Linked DNA regions of Mus musculus: all the other regions are linked to region 3. Evidence: chromatin loops called from intact Hi-C (ENCODE). Cell type or tissue: heart. All regions are shown on one strand. Region 1 overlaps Dctn6 (dynactin 6). Region 2 holds the start of Gsr (glutathione reductase). Region 3 holds the start of Ppp2cb (protein phosphatase 2 (formerly 2A), catalytic subunit, beta isoform).

The links. Hi-C counts contacts between places; a loop is a spot of excess contacts. Peaks named below come from ENCODE experiments on the same cell type or tissue, not always from the same donor. Only the 100,000 strongest peaks of a DNase experiment are listed, where the experiment ranks them.
Region 1: it touches region 3 in a loop (2.4-fold over the local background); 2 of 42 quality-filtered maps call a loop at or near these places.
Region 2: it touches region 3 in a loop (4-fold over the local background); 10 of 42 quality-filtered maps call a loop at or near these places.

What each region holds. Positions count from the first base shown.
Region 1 is chr8:34,096,447-34,104,446 of GRCm38, reverse strand. Dctn6 (dynactin 6) reads left to right here. Exons shown (of 7, transcript NM_011722.4): 3 at 7,153-7,258. Among named protein-coding and RNA genes, the nearest start is that of Dctn6, 8.3 kb to the left of the region's middle. In heart, a CTCF peak has its summit at 3,280 (motif pointing right); DNase peaks (open chromatin) are centred at 2,426, 2,796, 3,236 and 7,054; H3K4me3 peaks cover 1,357 bases; H3K27ac peaks cover 5,228 bases.
Region 2 is chr8:33,648,996-33,656,995 of GRCm38, reverse strand. It overlaps Gsr (glutathione reductase), which reads right to left and starts at 3,758. Exons shown (of 13, transcript NM_010344.4): 1 at 3,217-3,758. The coding sequence starts at 3,456. Gm33433 (a long non-coding RNA gene) reads right to left here. Exons shown (of 3, transcript XR_870309.3): 3 at 4,120-4,764. In heart, no CTCF peak of the experiment used is centred here; a DNase peak (open chromatin) is centred at 3,485; H3K4me3 peaks cover 2,202 bases; H3K27ac peaks cover 1,738 bases.
Region 3 is chr8:33,595,527-33,603,526 of GRCm38, reverse strand. Ppp2cb (protein phosphatase 2 (formerly 2A), catalytic subunit, beta isoform) reads right to left here and starts at 3,906. Exons shown (of 7, transcript NM_017374.3): 1 at 3,509-3,906. The coding sequence starts at 3,610. In heart, CTCF peaks have their summits at 1,610, 3,263 and 4,041; DNase peaks (open chromatin) are centred at 3,486 and 3,976; H3K4me3 peaks cover 3,187 bases; H3K27ac peaks cover 1,981 bases.

The sequences.
Region 1 (8,000 bases), 500 kb before region 3:
GCAAAGATAGTATTTAGTTTATTATTTTAATAATTTCATTTTTTTCACGTGTATGGGTGTTTTTGCCTGCATGTATGTATCTATGTGTTTCAAATGCGCATAGTACTAGCTGAGGGCAAAGGAGAGCTCCCAGCTTCCCTACAACTGGAGTTATCAATAGCTGTGAGCGGCCGTGTGGGTGCTGGGAATTGAACCTGTGGAAGAACAGCCAGTGTTCTTAATCACTGAGCCATCTCTCCAGCCCCCACATGCACTTTCAGTCTGGCATTTGACCACTAGCTGATACTATACAGCTAGAATATTAAATCTGTAATGGTATGCCATTAAAGAGTTTTTTGTGATAGATTTATAACATACAGTCTCACTATATAACTCCTACCTCCTATGTGCTAGGATTAAAGGCATGTGCTACCGTGCCCAGCCTTATGAAGTGGTTAAAAAATTGTTTTACTAATCCTTTGAGAATTTCATAGAACATGTTTTGGTTATGTTCACACCTACTCCCTCAGAAGTGATAGAGAAAATCTTTAGGGAAAAAAAGCTGGAATGATTTGCTGTTTATCGACAGAGTGGCTTGCTTTATGCATAGTGTGTGTGTGTGTGTGTGTGTGTGTGTGTGTGTGTGTGTGTGTGTGTATTTCCTATACACATATAGTGATGCTCGGCATCAGATATGCACTAAGCATGCAGTGAACATGCTTACATTTATCTTAGAAACAGTTTCATTTTAAAAGCAAGGAAGGGGGCTGGAGAGATGGCTCAGCGGTTAAGAGCACTGACTGCTCTTCCAGAGGTCCTGGGTTCAATTCCCAGCAACCACATGATGGCTCACAACCATCTGTAATGGGATCCAATGCCCCCTTCTGGTGTGACTGAAGACAGCAGCAGTGTACTCATATAAATAAAAATAAATAAATCTTTAAAAATAAACAAGCAAGGAAAAGATGCAGGAGAGGGATGCAGTTATGCGGTGTTTGTCTCCCCGTTTTTATCTTATGATTGTTGTAAGTGTTTATCTCTCCTAACCCCAAACTTTATGCTTCTTTAATTGTGTATATAAAGAAGTGGTTTTTCCCAGACTTTGGGCTTAGATAATTATTTCTGTCACTGTTGCACTTAGCATAAAATATCTTCACTTTTTGGCAAGTATTTATTTTTCTGAAATAACACCTCGGATGTAAACCCTCCTCCTTTATAAACACTATTATAAAGTTTAATCAGAGCCAAGTTACCTGGTTCCAGCTCTCCGACCATGTCTTGCTTTTCCATGTCAAGCTTTTCTTTGGTTTTGCTCGGGTTCCTGGAGTAATAGTTGTAAATCATTCCTGTTGTCTATGCAGTTGGCAGTTGGAACTTGATAAACTACTCCCCAGAGAGTTGGGGAGCAGTAAACAGAAGTGTATGGGGTGCCCCACAGACGTGTGTGCTCCACAGAAGTATGTGAGGTGCTCCACAGGAGTGTGTGAGGTGCTCCAAGAAGTGTGTGAGTGCTCCACAGAAGTGTATGTGGGTGCTCCATCGAAGTGTGTGAGTGTTCCACAGAAGGGTGTGAGTGCTCCAAGAAGTGTGTGTGGGTGCTTCACAGAAATGTGTGAAGTGCTCCACAGGAGTGTGAGTGCTCCAAGAAGTGTGTGTGGGTGCTCCACAGAAATGTGTGAGGTGCTCCACAGGAGTGTGTGAGTGCTCCACAGAAGTGTATGTGGGTGCTCCATAGAAGTGTGTGAGTGCTCCACAGAAGGGTGTGAGTGCTCCAAGAAGTGTGTGTGGGTGTTCCACAGAAATGTGTGAGGTGCTCTACAGAAGTATGTGAGTGCTCCAAGAAGTGTGGGTGGGTACTCCACAGAAGTGTGTGAGGTGCTCCACAGGAGTGTGTGAGTGCTCCAAGAAGTGTGGGTGGGTACTCCACAGAAGTGTGTGAGGTGCTCCACAGGAGTGTGTGAGTGCTCCAAGAAGTGTGTGTGGGTGCTCAATCTAAGGACTGCCCATCTTTTTACACTTTTATTAGTTTGAAGAGGGCAGGGTTTTCTTTTCCTGTGTTTCAAGTTATTTGAACCTTACACTGGATCTGTGGTTTTCTAGAAATTGATTTATTTGTTCTAACAGTGAGGCTGACTAGAAGTATGAAGCCAGGTGTGTGTTCTGTCAGGGCTGCCTACATCCTACTGTCTCAGAATGGGGGTGTGTGGGTGGGGCTGTGACAGAGGGGCTGTTGCAGGGGGTAAATCATAGAAGTCCAGCCCTGGGGAGGCACACCGCCACTGGAAGGTGCTCAGACTGAGTCCTGCTCATTTTCATAGGATCAGACTTGTTTTCTATTAGACTGTTACAAAGTACTTTCTGTAAATCCTCCCTCTGAGAGTTGGCTGGCATGTAACGTGAGGAAGGCCCCAGGGGAGCCCCGGCCCACGAGCTTGTGAGGACAGACCCCCATGGCACAAGAGGAGCAGCCCGGGCACAGTGGGACACTCCCACCTGACCCTGTGAAGTCCAGGGTGGCCTTGAACTTCTCACCAGCAGAGCTCACCCCAACCCAGAGCCTCTGCTGGGGTCAAGGGAGTGGTGTAATTTTAAAAAGAAAGAGCTTGGGTTTATTTGTTGACATATGAAAATGTATGCAGAGCTTGCAAAGGTGAAGAGCGCCCTTTACCAAATGAGGGGAAAGAGGCATGATGCAGGAATGTCCTCTTGGCAGGGCTCTGGAAGCCCAGCCAGCGGTTTAGAAAAATAACTCATACGCCAGTTAAGGGAGCTCTGACTCCAGACACATTTGTCCAAACAAGGAGATAAGGCAGAGAGGCTTTCAGCACACTCAGTAAGAAAGTATACAAACCGCCCTGCCAGGAGCCGCGCCAAGAAGGTCCACGCGGAGTCAAGTGGGAAAGGGGACTTGGCATGGGGACTTGTTTTTAAAGAGCATTTTAGCTTTAAGACCCCTACACATGGCCTAAGTCAGACTCGTTCTAGGTAGAAGGTTTGTGGCACCCAGGAGGAGATTGTCTGGTAGGTGTCATGCCGCCCGCCGCTAAGGCTGCCCGGAAGGCCAGGCCCCCTGTCCCAGGCCTGCAGTGTGAAACTGCACACAGCTGTGCCTTCTTCCTGTTCTCCACACCACACTCTTAGCTGTCACATGTGCTCTGTGCTAGCCTCACTCGAGGGGCTGTGCAGTTTCTTGCGCACCCCCTCCCACTGCCTCCCCAACTTGCTTTCATCTCTCAACTCAAAGCAGATTGGCTTCCCTCTCTATTTCAGTCCCTGTGGGCCACAACCTGCAGTTGGGGCAGGATGCCAGCAGGTGGCAGTAGTGTCAAAACCAAAGGCCTCACCTAAGCTGTCCATGTGCTAGCTCCAAGAGAGCATCCCTGACATTTATACTCAGTTCTCCAGTTACCAGTTCTATTAGTAACTCACGATTAACAAATAATAATGACAGCAAGAAAACATCCGCTTAAACTGTTCAGATGCCGGGCAACAGAGAGTCAGAGGCAGATGCACCTCTGAATTTGGGGCAGCCAGGACTACATAGAGAGACCCTTACTCAAAAAAATACTCATTCTGATTTGATTTTGTTATGTAATAACTTTGTTTCATTTTACTTGTTTTGTTTTTGGTTTTTATGGTTTTTGTTTGTTTGTTTGTTTTGAGACAGAGTGTCATGTAGCCCAGGCTAGCCTCCAACTGGTTGTGAAGTCCAGGATGGCCTTGAACTTCAGATCTTCTTTCCCCCGCCTAAGTGTTGGGATTGCAGGTGGCACCACAATGCCAAACTGTGTTTTGTAAATAGAAGGGTGGTATGTGTGTGTGTGTGTGTGTGTGCGCACACACGTCAAGGCCAGGGACAACCTCAGGTGCCACTCAAGCATCCACCATCTGTGACGTTATAGAACTCAGCAAGTGTCTCCAGGGAGCCCTTTGTCATGGATTTTTAAAGAAAAAGTAGCATTGTCATTTGTTTTCAGAGGTACACGGAAGAGGAATGTTAAAAAAGAAAGACAGGCCACCAGTGCCAGGGGCTCCTAGTCTTCAGAATACATCCTTAGGTGGGCTTCTCACAAATTGTGCTTGTCACAGCTCCAACTTAAGGGTCAGCAGGAGGCCTGGTGCCTCTGGCTGCTTACCCAGCTCTGACCAGAGGTCTGCTGCCTGTCATGGCTCCAATGATCTCCATGTCCCACTTAATCCCTTACCAAGCAGAAGGCTCTCCTGTAGTTAAAAGCTGTTACCATGACACCTGAGGAAAGGAGAAAGCAGGCCCTGCTCTGTCCTCAGGCCTAAACTACCCACTTTGCTCAGTTTTCAGGAATTCTGAGCTCTTCGTGACACAGTAACCTTGTCGTTTTTAATGTCTTCCTGTATATATTGTGTGCATCCAAGAGCATGGTCAGGGGTCAGGGTCAGGAGTGGGTTCCAGCGTGTGGGTCTCGGGGATAGAATTTGGTTCACTAAGCTTGGCAGCAGTGGCTTTCCTTGCTGGGCTGTCCTGTCAGCCCCTGAATCTCTCCTTCAGAACTGCAGGTCAGATCCTGTGACATCTCTTTCAAACAGTGTTTCTTGTAACCCACGTTTCCCGTCCTGTTACAGATGTGGAAACAGCCCTTGAGAGAACATAAGCACACACATTGCCTATATGTGATAGAGACCAGAGTCTAGACTTTCTAGACTAGGATGGGTACAGGCTGGGGCTCTAATTACAAAGACCCTAACTTAGACTGTGGCCCTTGGAGTATTTTGAAACAAAATAGAAATCCGTATTGAGTGAGCTGTAGGTCTCCTTGGGCTTTTACCACTGGAGGGTGTAGAACTTGTTATCTCAGAAGAACCCAGGACTGGTGATGGCATTGCTGAGCACCTGGAGCCTGTGATGCCTAAGTGGCCATGCTGAGGAATGAGGTAGGTAAATGACAGTGTATTGATGAAATGTGAGATGCGCTGTAGCCATAAAGTGTTCGAATGCTTTTCTCCGAGTTTTATTTTCAAGCTTCTTACTGATTTTGTATGTGCTGGTGTTTATAGGTCTCAAGTATGCCACAGTGTTTAGTCTGTAGTAGCTTTTCCCTGCACTTAGACAGTCAGGCCCGTAAGGAGTAGGACTCACAGACAGGCCCCACCATTCTGTGCTTGCTTTATTTTAATTTTTAGTCGTGATTGTTTATTTATTTTATACTATTTGTGTGTGGGCATGTATCTATACTATACATATATGTGGGGGTGGGGTGGGTGTATTGAGAATATTCTCTCCCAAATAGCAAGGCTACTTGTACAGTCTCATACGCCTGTGTGCTTTGGGACTCCATGCCCTGTTTTGGGCCCCTACTCTCTTTATCAGTTCCCTTGGTTCTTTATCTCAGGAAAAGAATGAGCTGCACTGAGAGCCCATCCAGAGCCCCGCTGCTCACCTTGGAGGCTTCGGATCTGTTGGGGATTGGTTCTAATTGTGAATCTGTGTGTCCAAACGCTGAAGGTCCTTGTCCCCAATTGGTTTTTGACTGATCAGTAAAGAACCAATGGCCAAGCTTGGCAGGTAGACTGAGGTAAGACTTTTAGAGTTGTGTGGGCTAGGAGAAAACAAAGAACAAAGATGGCTATGACAGGGAAGAAGAAAGACCAGACCTAAAGGCCTGGACACGTGAGAATCAGGGAGAGTGGCCACATGAGCCACTTCCCCAATTGTGTTTGGGGTAGCAGAGATGAAATATAGGTTTTAAAAGATTTCAACACAGAAATACCAGAGGGGGGTGTTTGCTAGCAGCAGGAAGGATAAGAACTGCCCAGTCATTAAGCTAGTCAAGGCATATTAAAATTACCTGGTGTGTGTGTGTTTCATTCGAGAATCCAGATAGCTCTTGGGCGGGTATGTACATGTGATCGATCCGTCAGGAACATTAAGCAGTTTAACTATGGCTACGCGTATCTGTTTCATAGAATTGGGTGGGAGTTGGTGCACTAAGTAATCCCAGTTGTCAGGACAACTTCAAAGGGGCAGAGATAGCCTGTGTTCTGTGTTCGGGGCGTGTGTGTGTGTGTGTGTGTGTGTGTGTGTGTGTGTGTGTGTGTGTGTAAGAGACGTTGGCACTAGGAATCCCATGCAGGGCCTTGCACACACCACCTATGCTCACGCTCACCAACTGAGCTGCTCCTGCTCCCGCTCCCGCTCCTGCAGTCTGTTTATTCCTCTGTTGCCCTTTAACATAGAGTGTTGCATCTTGCCTTTTATAAGCAGATAGTGACTGTTTATATACCACAGATTAACAGTTTATAACACAGAATCCTGGAAAGTGACACCTCTGCCCCCTTGATCCTTCCGTCCACCTTCCTTTCTGAGGGAGTTACTTCTCATCACTGTGTACAAATAAAAATAGCGTTGAGTGACCCAGCACTCGGGCTAGGCAGAGTCCAACAGCAGGAGATAGAGTGGGATCCTTCTTTAGAAAACAAAACAAAAACAGAAAGAAAAAATAGCTTCAATCCTACGATAAGAGTAGGTGGGTGTGTGGGTGGAGGAAGGTGTTTTCTCATCAGTGGGAGGTGGGCGTGTGGCCACTTCCTCCAGAGCCACCCAGTTCTCAGAAGCTGTCCTCCTTGTGCCCTTAGATTGAGACTGAGCTGTCTCAGGTCAGTGTCACGGCTCAGCACCCACCTCTGGCTCCTCTTGCCTCCCTCCCCTTAGGTATGAGAACTGTGCTTATCATGCCCTGCCTGCTTGCAGTTGCTACACACACTCAGATGATACAAAGAGGCTGAAGGCGGGCGGACTCTGTGTTTCCTGACTTCTGTGCACCTGTTTTTCTTAATCACATAGAAGCGCTCGCTGCGTTATAAGCAGTGTCAGGCCCGTCTGAAAGCAAGGACAAGAATTAGTGTTATCTCTGCCCACGTACCACACACTGTCTCCACACTCTGAGGTCACAGGCGGTTGGATGGAGGCTGAGCTGTCCGCTCTGCCATGTGTGCCCTTTCACTTCCCTCGGCTGTAGGTCTGGCACTAACTGCTGCTGATAACAGCCGGAGATAGTACCTGTACGGTACTCAGCACGGTGCCTGGCACGGCCTTAGAAAAGGTTCCTCCCCAAGCTTCCCCCACCTCCCTCACCTCCCACCTCCTGCTGGAAGTGCAGCCTGCCCTGATCATCTCCTCTCCCCTGCTCTGCTGCACAGGCCCGAGGACGGTGATCCACCCTAAAGCACGAATTATCGCGGAGGCCGGGCCAATAATCATCGGTGAAGGAAACCTGATAGAAGAGCAGGCCCTCATCATAAATGCGTGAGTAAGACTGTGCTCCAAACTGGACGGCACGGGGAAGGTTTCCCAACATCGGCCGCTGCCCAGGAGCCTCTTACAGCTTAGCTCAGGAACGAGTATTCTTTCTGAGCAAGAGAAGGGGGAGGTTTGAGGCCTGGTTAGCATTAAGTACATGAGAGACACAGAAACCAAACCAGAAAACACTGAGAAAAACACACACACACACACACACACCAGCCCTGGGTCTGGTGATCTCCCAGTGGGATACTTGGATCCATCAGCAAACCTGTAATGGTTTCCTGATCCCATCCAACATCCCTGTGTTGTGCTTACCATACCTACTACTGTTTTGGTTGGATTTCTTTTGATGTCTGTATGTGAATTTAACTCTGTTTTGCCATATTCCACATGGGAAGCATCCAGAATTATATTCACAAGTATGGGATCCTTGTAGCAATTTGTAAACTTTAAAGAGAACAATGTGAGAAACTGTTAATGTATACCTTTGTGCACTGAGCTACAATACCCAGGATATTTTCGAAAGCATGTATAAATTTTTCTAGATAAAATTTTGGCAAGAAATTTAAGCTTTTACCTAATTTGTAGCAACAACGTATGGAATTTGTGTGGGAAAATATTTAGCTGTGATAAAAGGGCTGATTTGTCTGACACTTACACAGGACGTGTGGGAGTTTCTGACGGTGTGAATCCATCTTTCCCAGTATTACTATCCTCCATCTTTGGCACCTTGGTTGTGAGATCA
Region 2 (8,000 bases), 53 kb before region 3:
AATGATGTGTGTCTGTAATCCAAAAACCTGGGAGGTAGACACAGGAAGATCAGAAGTTCAAGGTCACCCTTAGCTACATAGTGCTTTTAAGGCCACCCTAAATACGGTCAATCCCACAATCCCAGCACTTGGGAGGCAGGACCAGGCAGATCTAATCTATATATGGAGTTCTAGGCCAGCCAGGATTGCATATAACTACTTCTATTTATTACTCGTTTTTGTAGTAAATTCCAGCTTTATTAGCAATGATTCAAAACATTTACACACACACAAACACACACACACAGCTCACCACCACCAGTTTCCACAACATATTTTTCTGTATTCATCACAAAAATAGTAACGGAAATTTTAGAAAGTAAAATGATAACTAAAATGCCTGCTCCCCAAAACTGGGATTTTTATCTGTTCTGCTGGCTGCAGTGACCGTCCAGAATCTATAAACATATGGGGAAGAGAACTTGCTGGAGAGATGCCTCAACAGTTTTGGACATGTACTGCTCTTGCTAAAGAGCACAGAATACAGAAGCCAGAAGCCAGGTTGGACAGCTCACAACTGCCTGTAATCCTAGCTGACTCTAGCCTCTGTGGACACCGACACTCACACACGCACACCAGCCTTCAACACACACACACATAGACATCTATGCAATGAAAAAGATTTACTTTCATTACACACACACACACACACACACACACACACACACACACACACACACACGTATGTGTGTTTTGCCTGCAAGTATATATGTGTACCATGAGTGTGCCCAATGCCTGAGGAAGTTAAAAGAAGGCACTGGATCACCCAGAACTGGAATTAAAGACAGTTATGAGACACCATGTGGTTGGTTACTGGGAACTGAACCCCAGTCACCTGCAAGAGCAGCCAAGTGCCACCTCTCCAGCCTTGAAAAAACAAAGCCCCTGATGCATAGATTTCCAATAAGACTCAGTGAACAACTAAATAAAAATAAATATAACCCTACTACGGGGAAATAACATTGCCAGAGGAAGTTCTTTTATGTGTAGGAACAGAGCTCGTATTATAGGTCAGGCTGGCCTTGAACTCAGCAATCAGCCCTCAGTAACGGAAGTGAGAAGCAACATTAATCTGAACTACTACTTTACTCTGAGCAGCCATTCATCACCTGCAAGAATTAAGACAGTCTTGGGCTGCGGAGACAGCTCAGTGGTTAGAGCGCTGGCCACTGTTCCTGGGAACCTGGGTTGGATTCCCAGTACCCACATGGCAGCTAACAACTGTCTTTAACTCCAGCTCCAGGATCCCATGCCATCCTCTTCTGGCCTCTGTAGGCACTAGGCATGCATGTGGTGCAGATATTCATGCAAGCACTCATACAAATAAGCACTTAAACAAGAAGACAGACGGACAGACCAACCCCACTTTTTGGCTGACTGTATTTGGTCTCCCCATTATACTGCAAGTTCCTTAAAGGAACCTCTGTAGGGAAATATTTCTATCCACCTCCTTCCTTCTGTTAGATTCTTCTAAGAACCCCAAACATGAAGAAATAAAAGGATCCGCTTCAGAAAGCCTCTGATTTCCCTGCACATGCAAATTACTTCCTGTAGTAAGTTCACTCTTCCAACTCTGGGCAGACCACATTACTGCAATCCTTGGGCAAATCTATCCCCGCTTCTACCTTTGGGTTACATTTTCCCTCATACTGGCTGCAGCCCCCTTCCCTGCTTTGTAATTCAAAGCCAAAAGCTACTTTGTGGAGGTCCCCAAAGTTATGCGACTGAAACAGAAAAGGACATTTCAAAGACACACACTGATGCTTTGGTGGAAATGGCCGTGGCTACAGAATGATGAACTGGGAACGAACGAAAGCACTGGGCACACACGGTCAGGTGGACCACTGATAGAAAATGTCACTCTGCGCTGTCCTTTGCTTGCTCCGAAGATGTTTGTCTTCACCTTATTTTTAAGCCCCGAGACAGGATTTCTCTGTGTAGCCCTGGCTGTCCTAGAACTTGCTCTATAGACAAGGCTGGCCTCCAACTCAAATATCAAATCCGGGCCAGCCCCTTCTTGATTAATGTCAGTAGAACCAACAATGACAGTAGATGTCACAAATCCGTGGTGATGTGACAAGTGGGGAGGAAAACAAACGTCTAGCTTCCTGGAAGTCACTCTGTAGACCAGGCTGGCCTCTGCCTCCCAAGTGTTGGGATTAAAGGCGTGAACCACCACACACCCATTCATTTCCAACCGTGGCTTGAGCATGCTCACAGCTTCTCATCTCTAGCTTCATTCATTTCACAAATAGCTGTTGAGCAAGGTATTTTAAGGTAACAAGCAGTACACAAGCATAGGAACCCGCCCATGCCCCTAAGGAGTTCCCAATTTAGTATAATCTAAACGCATTCAAAGGCATTAGAGAACCTATCCCCAGTCCCGGGTGACTTTTGAGGTTCAGCATTTTCAATCACTAACAAAAACTCTGCCTTGATCTTGTGATAGGAAGAGCCACACTAACGTGGGAACGAGACTTTCAATCGTAAGATTTACCACCTTTCTCTCTTTCCTTCTTTCTTCCTTCCTTCCTTTTTAATTTGTAAACCTGTCCCCAAACAATCCACAAACGGTATCACAAAGCTCTGAGAAACCCCTTAAGGTTTCTCTTTGGAGGCAGCTTGTAGTTCTCAGGCTTGGCTGCAGTTGGGATCAACTGCGTGTTTCTGAGCTTGCTAACCCCCGCGCCGCATCTCCACGTACGGTCGGGAGCCTTGGAAACAGCAGAACAGGGAGCGGGAAACAGCAGAACTTCAACTCTCCAGGGGGTTCCTTTGCGCAGCCAAAGTTAAGAACTACTGTTACCTAGCACTTTGCCCTTGAAATAGATCAGACCCGACCCACGCACGCACACACACACTCCTCCACGCCAGAACCCTCCACTGCTCCCCTCGCCCACGCCACTAGCAGTTTCCCAGAGAGTTTCGTGTTTCCCAGCTCCAGCGCCGGATGCCATACTCCCCCGCATGGAGTTGCACGCTGGGCAGCTAAGCTTGGCTGGAGTTTTTTTGGCTTCAGCATTGCACCTGTGCAGAGTGGCGGGATCGGCGGCGTTACCCTTTTTCCCGCCACTTCTTGGGATCCCGGGCCTGGGAGTGGGGAAGCACCCCGGGCGCCGCGCTCAGAGGCCGGGAGAAAGCGCGCAGCCGGCGCGGCCCGAGGGCCCCGGTACTCACGCAAGTGCCACCCAGCTTGTGACTCTCCACCACCGCGGCCCTGGCGCCGAGCTCCGCCGCCCGCCGCGCGCTGGCCAGCCCGCCGGAGCCGCCGCCGATCACCAGGTAGTCGAAGGAAGAGGTGTCCGGGGCCGGGGGCTGCGGCTCGCCGGGACTCGCCATGGCGCAGGTGAGCGCGCGCGCTGCCCGCCGCAGGCTCGGGGCCGCGCCCACGCCCAGCGCCCGGGGCAGCAGCGCCATGCGCGGAAGTGCGCGCCGGGAGCGGGGTGCAGCGTCGCCGTGACTAAGCACCGCGCCCGAGGGCCCCTGTCCCCGCCCCGCAGCGCGTGGACCGAGGGCGAGAACGTGCAGGTTTTGTTTCCCCACCCCCAGCTTCTCGGATTCCTGCAGGCCTTAACCTACTTTCCGCTTTCAGGGCACTTGGTACTCGTAAAATGAAGAAGAAAAAAAGGCTGGAATAATGAGTGGAGTGGCCGAAATGATTTTTTGTGATCCATAGAGGAAGCTTAAAGAACGGACTGAGATGGAGCTGCCAACTAAACCGGCCAAGATCCCCGAGAACAATGTGTAGTTCATATAAGCACCAGGCTGGGAGCCCCACGGCTAAGAAATGAGGAACACAGGGCCCCTAAGCCCCACACTCCAAGCTGGATATTACGAATCAGAATGCTATACAGTCTGTTGAGGCTTTTTTGTTTTGTTTTGTCTTGTTTTATTTTCTGTTTAAGAAGTAGCCAGGCAGTGGTGGCGCACGCCTTTAATCCCAGCACTCAGGAGGCAGAGGCAGGCAGATTTCTGAGTTTGAGGCCAGGCTGGTCTACAGAGTGAGTTCCAGGACAGCCAGGGCTACACAGAGAAACCCTGTCTCGAAAACACCAAAAAATAAAAAATAAAAAAATAAAAAATAAATAAAAAGTAATATGACTTGGGAGATAGAAGGAACGTGGGTTCAAGATCATCAAGGAAGAAGGCAGATTTTTCCTTCTGGTAGAGTACCCTGTAATAAATGTAGACAGAATAATAACTTGAGAACATTTACAAGGTCACAGTGACCAAGCGGCTTTCTTGGGAACCATTAATGATTGCTAAGATCACCGAGTTAAAGTTTGATGGGGATATAGAGTTGTGTAAAGATAGATAGATACAGATAAACACACGAAGAAAGCACCCCACCACCACCCCCACACACACAGGCACACAAACTCCTACTTGATCACAAAAGGGAAACCAACTTTTCTGCCGGCACCGCCTTGTCCTAAAGATCAAGATTAAATACTGCTAAGTCATAAGAAACGTGCCGTTGTGAGGCAATAACCAGTATTCAATTAAACTTACACAACCATCCTGCTTCTTTAAAACATTCAGCGGCTGGAGAGCAGTTAAGAGCCCCGGCTGCTCTTCCAGAGGGGCAGAGTTCCATTCCCCGCTCCATTGTGTCAGTCAATCTCACAACCGCTGACGTTCCCGTTGTCTGGCCAACACCAGCGTTACTTTGACTTATTACATGATTTCAGCGTCAGCGTCCAATATTGAGGCTCAGGATAAAAACTGAAGAGAATAGAGAACAACTAAAACTTAAATGCGAAGTTAGCATAAAGCACATCGTACTATTAGAAACTCTTGGGCTGGAGAGATGGCTCAGCGGTTAAGAGCACTGACTGCTCTTCTGAAGGTCCTGAGTTCAAATCCCAGCAACCACGTGCATGGTGGCTCACAGTCATCTGTAATGAGATCTGATGCCCTCTTATGGTGTGTCTGAAGTCAGCTACAATGTACTTATAATAAGTAAATAAGTCTTGAAAAAGAAAAGAAACCCTGGGAGGCAGTTTGTGAGGCTGTTTTGTTGAGAAACTGTATTTACAATTGGCTGTGGTGGCTCATGCCCTCAATTTCTGCAGACAGAGCTCTGAGTGCCAGGTTAGCCTGGTCTACATAGGGAGTTCCAGGACAGCCACAATAGAGATACCCTGAATGGATGATAGATAGATAGATAGATAGATAGATAGATAGATAGATAGATAGATAGATAGATAGATTAGATAGAGGTGGGGTCTGACGGAGCAGGCGAATCTGAGTTTGAGGTCTACACAGTGAATTCCAGGACAGCCAAGGTTACACAGAGAAACCCGGTCTCGAAAAACCAAAAAAAAAAAAAAAAAAAAATTTAAGACAGGATCTCAAGGAGCTGGAGAGATGGCTCAGTGGTTAAGAGCACCGACTGCTCTTCCGAAGGTCCTGAGTTCAATTCCCAGCAACCACATGGTAGCTCACAACCATCTGTAATGAGACCTGACACCCTCTTCTGGTGCATCTGAAGACAGCTACAGTGTACTTAGATATAATAATAAATAAATCTTAAAAAAAAAAAAAGACAGACTCTGGCTACCTCTGGAATGTGGGCTGTGCCACCTGCTGCCACTGGCATTAAAGGTGTGCACTACCTCACCCTGGTCTTTTCATAGATTTTTAAACTACATGTCTCCCTTATAGTACTTTCATAGATTCTTTTTTTTTTTTTTTTTTTTTGGTTTTTCGAGACAGGGTTTCTCTGTATAGCCCTGGCTGTCCTGGAACTCACTTTGTAGACCAGGCTGGCCTCGAACTCAGAAATCCACCTGCCTCTGCCTCCCAAGTGCTGGGATTAAAGGCGTGCGCCACCACGCCCGGCACTTTCATAGATTCTTTGTTCTGATTGAGTTAACTACTTTCCTGGGGGCTGGCGAGATGGCTCAGTGGTTAAGAGCATCGACTGCTCTTCTGAAGGTCTCAAGTTCAAATCCCAGCAACCACATGGTGGCTCACAACCATCCGTAATGAAATCTGATGCCCTCTTCTGGAGTGTCTGAAGACAGCTACAGTGTACTTACATATAATAAATAAATAAATCTTTAAAAAAAAAAAACTATTTTCCCTTATTGGCATATCTAAAGTTGCATCCATTAATTCCATTATCTGTCATTTATAGATTTAAAAAAAATCTTTAACATTACATCTATCACCGTGAGTGACTTTCAGGACAGCCAGGGCTACACAGAGAAACCCTGTCTCGTAAAACAAAACATAACAAAACCAAAAAAAACCCATTACATCTATCTAGTGTGAATGTGTGTGTGCACATGCATGCACACGTGCGTGCTCAAGTGCACACACATGTGCAAGTATATGTGTGGAGGTTAGAGGATACCTTTGGGAGTTTGATTTCTCCTTCTATTGTGTAGCTATTATTATTTAAGGTCTGAATAGAAATACTGAACAAAGCTATGAATTTTTGTTGTCTCTTAAGAAATGCTGGTTAGGCTAGGCAGTGGTGGCGCACACCTTTAATCCCAGCACTTGGGAGGCAGAGGCAGGCAGATTTCTGAGTTCAAGGCCAACCTGGTCTACAGAGTGAGTTCCAGGACAGCCAGGACTGCCCAGAGAAACCATGTCTCAAAAAACAAAAACCAAAAAAAAAAACAAAAAAAAAAAAACCAACAACAACAACAAAAAACCAACATTGATTATTCTTCCAAAGGACCTGAGGTCAATTTTCAGCAGCCACATGGAGGGCCACAACTGTAACTCGAGTTTCAGGGGTTCCCACACCCTCTTATGACTTTCACAAGCACTAGGTACAGAAGTGTCACATAGACTTTTTTTGGCAGGAAAAACACCCAGATACATAAAAATAAAATAAATAAATCAATAAAATCCCGGTATAGTGCCTCATATCTTTAATCCCAGCACTTGGGAGGCAAATGCAGGCAGATCTCTATACGTTTAGGCCATGAGTTCCAGATCAGCTAGTGCTACACAGTGAGACCCTCTCTCAAAAAACCACAGAAGGCTGGAAGAGGACTTGGTGGTTACAAGGACCTGCTTCAGTTCCCAGCATGCACATCTCATAATTTACACCTGCCTGTAATTCTAGCTCCAGGAGATCTGATACCTCTAACCTCCAGAGTACTCACACTTAATGTGCACAGCTGAATACACAGACAGACAGACAGACAGACAGACAGACAGACAGACACACACACACACACACACACACACACGGCATCTGTGATCTAACATAAAGTTAAGACATGACTGAGATACAGAATAAGTTCAAAGCGGGTCTAAGCCAATTTGCTGTATCCAGCATGGCTCCAGGGATGGACTTGACTGTGGAGGCAAGGGAATGGGGAGAAGTCACACAGAAAAGCTGGGAACTGGCCTCCTCTCTCTGATGGAGAAGCCACAGCACCCTGGAAGTACAGTATGTTTATTATACAGAGCTGAACAGAGAGGCAGGATTCATGCATACAGCTGAACATGGACTCAAGTTATTATATAAATGCAAACAAGGAGGCAGGGTCTACGGTAATCAGTTGGTCCAAGGAGACAGGTCAAAGCTAATTCAGAAGATGCAGTCTTTATAGGGGAGAACAGAGGCCATGCATAGATGGGTGAGGAAGCTATGGTGGGCATTTTTCTGCACACACTGCCAATATCCACGCATGGACCTGAAGAGAAGGTTTTGTTATTTCCCTCTTAGCCACAACGTTATTGCCATTTCCCGTGGTTTCCCGTGGGTCTCAGCTGGGATGTCAACAGCACACATTACTCAGATCTTTATTCAGTCAGGGCTTTCTCCACTCCACATGCAACTAAGTGGGACTCTCTTTTGAATTTTAAAAAGGGGGGAGGGGAGACAGCTCAGTGGTACACACACACACACACACACACACACACACACACACACACACACACACACACACGAAAATGTAATAAAGACACGATGGCATTTTGTTGCTACATTC
Region 3 (8,000 bases):
TTAATGGCCTAGAATTTGCACATATTCTTACACAAGCCCCAGATTTTCTGACTAAAGACTAAAATGGATATCTGTCAACAAAGAAAGCAGCCTAGCCCCCAAACGCAAGCCCCCCCACCCCCAAACCCTCCCCACCCTCATCCTCCTAAGACCTCCCGACTCCCCCATAGCTCATCATCACAAACCGTCTTCAGTTATAGAATAAAATCTTAACAGGTCAATCTTTTTTTAAAGTTTTCCCAAGACGAGAGATAAATATAGTTCTAGTCACAGACTGTCCTGGACAGGCCAGACAGGCAGTGCGGCACACCATCTTTAAAAGTGTCGTGTACCATGCCACAGCAGGAAGCAGTATTTATGTTCAAAGGAGCCAGGTCACAATTAGCTTTGAATCCGGATGCTAACAGAGGGGAGTGTATCAAGCCTGTGGTTTCAGAAGGCAGGCCTCACAGTCCTAGGCCAACAATTCTACAGTGACATAAACTCACTTCAGAAGCCAGACAAGTCTCTTGTGCAGGAACTTTGGCAGTCGTTCCCCACTGATACTTCCATAAGGTTCACCGCCACGACCCCAGGCCAGGGCCTTTTCCATACCCACCTTGATTTCAGCTGCCTCAGCTGCTGAGCTAAATCAGAGCAGGAATTTAATGTCTGGGGGACAACTATCTCATTACAATGTCGCTTTCTATAGAGTGGTATGGCAAACAAAATCTAAAAGTCACATTATTAGAAAATTGGGCCAGCAGCCGGGCAGTGGTGGCACACGCCTTTAATCCCAGCACTTGGGAGGCAGAGGCAGGAGGATTTCTGAGTTTGAGGCCAGCCTGGTCTACAGAGTGAGTTCTAGGACAGCCAGGGCTACACAGAGAAACCCTGTCTTGAAAAACCAAAAAAAAAAAAAAAAAAATTGGGTGGGCTAAGCATGGTGGAACATGCCTTTTATATCAGCACCTAGGAGGCAGAGGCAGGCAGAGTTTGAGGTCAACCTGATCTACAAAGTTCTAGGGAGCTAAGACTACACAGTGAGGAGTGCTCGCTCACGCTCTCTCTTTTTTTAAAAAGGTAAATATTAACTCTCTTTTATCCCGAGAAATGGCTCAGCAGCTAACGGTGCTTGATGCTCAAGCCTGAAGACTAAAATGTGATCCCCATAGCCCACATAAAAGTGGCATTCTCCACAAGCTGTTTTTTTGACCTCCCCATGTGCACTCACAAACACATCATACAAAATCAATGTGCACACGTGCATATGCCCAAACACACACATATGCGCATACACCCATACAAATACATTAAAAACAAAACCTTTAAGAAAACTAGCTAAAAGGAATGAAAGCGGGTGACTGTAGACCGCTTGTCTCTGTTACAACCTTCCTACGAGGCTTTCTAGCTCAGGAAGGGCAGAGTATTTATTCTCAAGACCAAGTGGGAAGTAAGGACGTCGCTTTACAGCGTTGCTGTAAACCTGGTAACGTGTGTGCTGAAGATAACAGGAAACACACGGCCAACGGACCCAAAGTCTCCATTGAACTACAGTCCCCAGAAGTCCCACTAAAGCAAGAGTGACAACCGAGACAGACCAGAACTCATTTCTCATGTAACAGTCGCCTCCATCAGGATTGTATGTGCTCAGCTCCTGATACTTCCCACCCAGCAGATTGTGTATCGTCACCCCTGCCTCACAGAGAAGCATCCCATGTGCAGACGGGCAGCTAGCTCGCTGTGGGGCAGCAGTGAATTCTGACTGGCTGAACTTAAATAGGGGGGATGGAGCCGGCTCAGCAGCTAAGAACCTGTGCTACTTTTTCAAGTGACCAGACCCCACAGCAGGTGGCTCACCACCACTGTCCCAGACAGCTCCAGGGAATCTGACAAGGCTGGCTTCCCCAGGTTTCATTCAACACTAATCACACAGACATACGATTAAAAATGAATAAATCTTCAAACCTATTATAAAATGGGACCAGACCACCAGGTGGAAGAAAACAGGGACACATGCACCCGTAGGCACATACCCGCATGGGCATACCAGGGTCATGCACAGGCCAGGAAGCCAGCTATTTCTCCCACTGGCAACTCCATCCTCTGGGCTAGAGGACAAAGCAGTGGGTGACACTGAATTTGTGGAGATAAGCAAAGAAAAGAGACCCACAGCCTAGGATGTAAGCTCAAAAACACGGGATAACTGGTAATCCAGTTTACTTAGAAGTGGAGTTTAAAAAAAAAAAAACTTTAAAAGACTCACAAACCTTCCTAAGAGTTTAAGACTTCAGTGTGATACTTCAAAGCCATGGTACAACCTTCTGTAAGAGTGGATCCTAAAATTATCAGAAAGTCAAATGGAAACACCTAGCCGGATTCGCCACCTCTTGGTTTATAGGTTGGATGTCACAACTACAATAAGGTTGACTGACTCAATTTCCAAACTGGACAGCCCAGTGGTGCTCCAGCTTGAGAGAGATCACCTAAAAGGTTACCTTTAAGACTTAACGAAATTACAGGTTATCACACAAGATAAATAAAAGCTAACTGAGACGATACACAAACAGTTTCTGAGGGAAACACCCTTTTCTTCACGGCTCTACTAGAAGAAAGAAACTCTCCTGTGCTAAGTACTTATTCAACCCACAAAGGCCCTGGTCAACTTGAAAAGCGCACCAAGAGCCATCTATCACTCCCCACCCCAAGTAAGGAGTGCCTGTTATCAGACGGATAAACAAAATCCTTTGGTAGGATCCTAACTTCTGGGGAAAAAAATGTAGACTCTGACTTGAATACTTAGCTCCGTTACTCTCTCGCAGGGCTCTTGAACATGGGGAAGCGAGTTAGCCCACAATAAAAAAGAGGAATGAAAAAAAAAAAGACTCTAAATAAGATGATATAAGCAAAAAAAAAAAAAAAAAAAAAAAACCCAAAAACCTAGCGGTTAATAAACCAATAGATACACACACATGTCTGAAAGCTGAGAAGACACGATCAAAAAGGGATTACCTAATCCATTACCTGCAAGCTATAGCGTGGGGTCGGGAGGGATACACAGGGTTAAAAAAAAAAAAAAGGAAGTAACTTTCTGTAACGTGGCCGGTTCTAAATAGCACCTATCCCAGTTAACGTTGCCAGTAAGCACCGTTTCCAAATTCAGCACCTGCTGTCTTCTTCCTGAAAAAGACGTCCCTCTCCATAGCCACTCGGCCGCCCAGACCAGCCTTCAGTCATCTGCCTCCGCCAAACCCAGGCTGGGAGAAGGCTCGGCCTGCCATCACGCCCACTAGTGTGCAAACAAAAGCTCCTTGCACTCCGTGGATCACCTGCGAGCGATCGACGCCACACTAACCACCGCTCGGTGTTAACGACTTTCAGGGCAGTTGTCCGTGGAGCCCGGGGACTGCAGCAGCCTGGTTTTCGGGGCGTGGGGTGGGGTCCCGCACCCCGTCCCCTACTCCAGCCGGGGGCCAGGGCCCGTTTCCCCCCCCGACCCCTGCGCGCGCCTCCGCGGCGGGCCGCCTACCTTCTCGCACAGCGTCCGCACTTGGTTCTCGTTCAGCTGCTTACACTCGTTCAGCTGCTCCACCCACTGGTCCAGCTCCTTGGTGAACGCCTTGTCGTCCATGGCGGCGAGCCGCGCGTCCCCGCCGCCTCCCCCGCCGCCGGCCCCCGGCGGGACCACCGAGCCGCGGAGCGCGCAGCCCGCGCCCCGCCCAAGCCCAGCGGGCAGCCGCGGGCCCCGGCCTCCGGGAGCGCCCGCCCCGCCCGGCCCCGGCCACGCGCCTGGGGCGCGGCGAAGGGCTTACGGCTCGGAGCGCAGAGCGCGGCGCAGCTCGGCTCGGCTCCGGCCCGACGGCGCCCGCCCGCCCGCTGCCACCCGCAGGCCTCTCCGCGCTCTGGCCACGGCCCTCTCGCTCTTTCTCTTCCCTCCCTCCGGGTTTCCGTCATCGCCCCGGCATTTCCGCCGGGAAAAGGCGAGTGGGCGGCGCCGCCGGGCCCGGCGCACGAGGAGGGGAGCAGCGCCCTCGCGCGGCCCGGCGGAGAAACGGTCCCCTTGCATCCTTCCCCCGGTCCTCCTGCCCACTCTGCCCTTGGGGAATCCGGTTCTCGCCTTGGACCTCTCTCCGCACAGGGCATTGAGACTGTTGGGCTTTTCCCTCAACCTTTCACTACCCTAGAGCATGCACTAAATATTTATTGAGTAAATTTCTACTCTTAGCAGTAATTCATTGCGTAGCCTTGAATCTCAGACCCTTTCTGTCTATATCAGAAAGATAACTTTTAACAAAGGATGTATTTACGTTTATGTCACGTGTGTACAGGTGCCTTGGGAGGACAGAAGAGAGTATTGGCTCTCCAGGAGCTGGAGTTGGTGGTATATGGTGCTAGAAACCAAATTTAGGGCATCTGTAAGAGTAGCACACATTCTTCATTCTTTCTTTCTTTCTTCTTCTTCTTCTTCTTCTTCTTCTTCTTCTTCTTCTTCTTCTTCTTCTTCTTCTTCTTCTTCTTCTTCTTCTTCTTCTTCTTCTTCTTCTTCTTCTTCTTCTTCTTCTTCTTCTCCTCCTCCTCCTCCTCCTCCTCCTCCTCCTCCTCCTCCTCCTCCTCCTCCCCCCCCCCCTCCCCCTCTCCTTCCCCTCCTCTTCCTTCTTTCTTCTTTCTTCTTCTCTTGGTTTTTTTCAACACAGGGTTTCTCAGTGTAGCCTTGGCTGTCCTGGAACTCATTCTGTTGACCAGGCTGACTTCGAACTCAGAGATCCACTTGCCTCTGCCTCCCAACTGCTGGGGTTAAAGGTGTGCACCACTACCACCAAGCTGTGTTTATCCTAACCTCAGCTAATCTCTTTAAACCATGAAATGATTTTTAAATTTTTCTGTGGCCATTCCATCTTATCATTCTTTGTTGTGACTACTATGATGCCTTGGCTGTAATTAGTGATCTTTATATAACAGGGGCTAGATACCGAGACCTTTAAAGCTGTGCTCACAGACCCTATTTCCTGGGTCTGAAACATGTACGGCTGCTTCTGCTGTTCGCAAGTGCTCAACAGCGTCATGGTTCCTGAGTTGGTTTTGTCAATTTCTCAGCTTGAAGCAATCCCCAAACTGCCTCTAGCTGCAGATTTGTCATTAGTTGAAATAAGTAAGCACAAAATCTTGTCAGTTGTGTGAGTACATGGACTTTGTGAAGTAGATGATCTCCAGTTTTAGGTGGGCTCTGGGCATCACACTCAGGCTTGTAGGCAAAGTACGCTGCCCCCCAGCCATCTCTGCAGACCTTGTTTATTTTAAGACAAGGTTTCTTTTATTCCAGGCTGGCTCCCTGCTCTGGAGTTGAGGATGACCTTGAACTCCTAATCCTCCTGTCTCCACTTTCCAAATTCTGGGATTACAGGCACTGCTACCTACCACACCTCTCTCAACGATGGAGTGGGAAAAGCAGCTGCCCAGTGGTACAGCAACACTACTACAGTGCAAGGGTTGGGAGCTGACTTTATAAGTTATGAGTGAATATCGGCAGTAAGTAAGAGAGACTAAAGTGTTTTACTAAGTAGTGCTATAGAGGAGGCAGGAATTTGGTCCCCCACACTTGCCACCCCGAGGCAGTTTTCACTGTGTGCCACAAGCTGCACTGGTACCTGCAGTGTCTTGCCTCAGCTTTGTGAGTTGCTGAGGTTAGCAGCATGCCCCTCCACATCTAAATGCCTTCTCTGTGAAGTGTGGCTATGCCTGGGGAACTCAGGATTCCCTTGAGTGCGTTCTCTGTCTTATTAACGAAAGCTTTGGTAAATAGAAGGAAGCTCAAGGACCCGTTTGTCAGAGTTTAAGAGAACAACAGGCAGGGCTGCAGATCTTGGCAATTTTGACCAAGAGGGAGATGAAGAAGAGGAAGAGAGGAAATCACACCTTTTGAGGTAAGGCCTCAGAAAGCAGGCATGTTCCATAGTGGAGCTACAAGGTGCGAGGAGTAGAGAGTAGAAAAAGAATGTTCAGAGGTCAGGGAAGAAGTTATAGTCTGTTAGGAAAGGGAAAGCATCCCCAAGAACTGAGCATCAGTAGGTTCCGGGGAAACTGGGCCCTGTATAAGTCATTAGCATAGCATCCTCTGCTGTCCTGACGGCCCTCACTTGAGCTGAAGTGCCCCTCTTGCCACACAATGTTGGGACGACTTTGCACATGGCATCTAGGAAACCAAGACCCTTTTTAGAGTACTTTGTACAGTCTATGTGCTTTGCATCTTTCTTCTCACTCCAACAGCGCCATACAGTGAACACTCCCTCCATCTGACAGATGAGGACGGACACAGGCGTGGGATGTGGTGTTGTAAAGGGTCCATGATCCACCGAAGAATGACACCCAGGACTCAAGTATGTAAATGCAGAGTGTTTTATTTTACAGAAGTCAAGCATGCTGGGGTCTCCCATTACCAAGATACAGGGACAACAAAGTGAGCCATTCCCGTCTGGGGTGTGGGGGCTGGAAACTTGCTGGGGAGGTCTGGAAACTGCTGCTGAACCATTCATTGCCCTTGCCTCAGGCCAGGTGGCGGGGCAGCATCTGGGGCCTGGACTTACCTGGACTTGCCCAGTCCTGATCTGCTGATTTGAAGCCTGTTATGGAGTCAGCCTAGCCTTCTCAGTGTGGGGCGAATAGCAGGAACATTGTGTTTGATACCCAAAAACCACACATACACCCCACATTCATGTATCTGACAAAGGATTGATAATTAGAATATATAATGAACTAAACAAAGTTAACTAAACACTTCCATCAAAAATGGCAAATGGTATGAATGTGACATTAGTTAAGTTAATGGACTGTAGTCAAATGAGTGCAATGGCCAACAGATCATAACAACACAATGCTTTTCACTTCCTTAGACTTACAGACTGCTTTATGTTTCTAGTATTTCATACTGTATTATTTTTGCTTATTAATTGAAACTTTATTGTAAAGAACTTGCACATACAGAAATTATGCCTTTAACCCCAGCCCTTGGGAGGCAGAGGCAGGTGGTTCTCTGAATTCAAGACCCAAACCTGGTCTATAGAGTGAGTTCCAGGACAGCCAGGGCTACACAGAGAAACCCTGTCTTGAAATAAAACAAAAACAAAAAGCAAAAAAAAAAAAAAAAAAAAGGAAAACATAAAGAGCAAATGATATGAAAGACATCAATCAAATTAATGAATAGACAGTAATTAAAATGAGTGCAAATAGCCAACAAATTATAACACCTTACATTATCTTTTGTTTCCTTAGGTTTACAGACTGCTTTGATATAGGTTTTTAGTATTTCACACACTAATTTTTTATTATTTTTTTTATTTATTTATTTTCGAGACAGGGTTTCTCTGTGTAGCCCTGGCTGTCCTGGAACTCACTCTGTAGACCAGGCTGTCCTAGACTCAGAAATCCATCTGCCTTTGCCTCCCAAGTGCTGGGATTAAAGGCGCGCGCCACCATAGGGCTCACACACTATTATTTTCCCACCATAGGGCTCACACATTATTATTTAATTAATTGAATCTTTATTGTAAAGACCTTGCAAATAAAAAACAAAACAAAACAAAACAAAAGCACATGCTGTGAGATTATCCAGATGGAGTTATACATCTCAGTGAACCTCCACACAGTTAAAACAGCTGCCGGCCATGGTGGTGCATGCCTTTAGTGCCAGCTCTCAGGAGGTAGAGGCAGGCGGATCTCTGAGAATTTGAGGCCAACCTGGTATACAAATTCAAAGACAGCCAGGGCTGTTACATAGAGAAACCCTGTTTCAAAAACAAAACAAAACCCAAAACAAACAACAAACAAGCTGTGGATTTTATACTTTTACTAGCAATTATATTTTTATGCACACCATTTTATCTATGTACCAGATTGTCTTTCTTTTCTTTCTTTTTTTTTTTAAATATTTATTATATATATATGAGTACACTGTGGCTGTCTTCAGACACACCAGAAGAGGGCATCAGATCTTATTACAGATGGTTGTGAGTCACCATGTGGTTGGT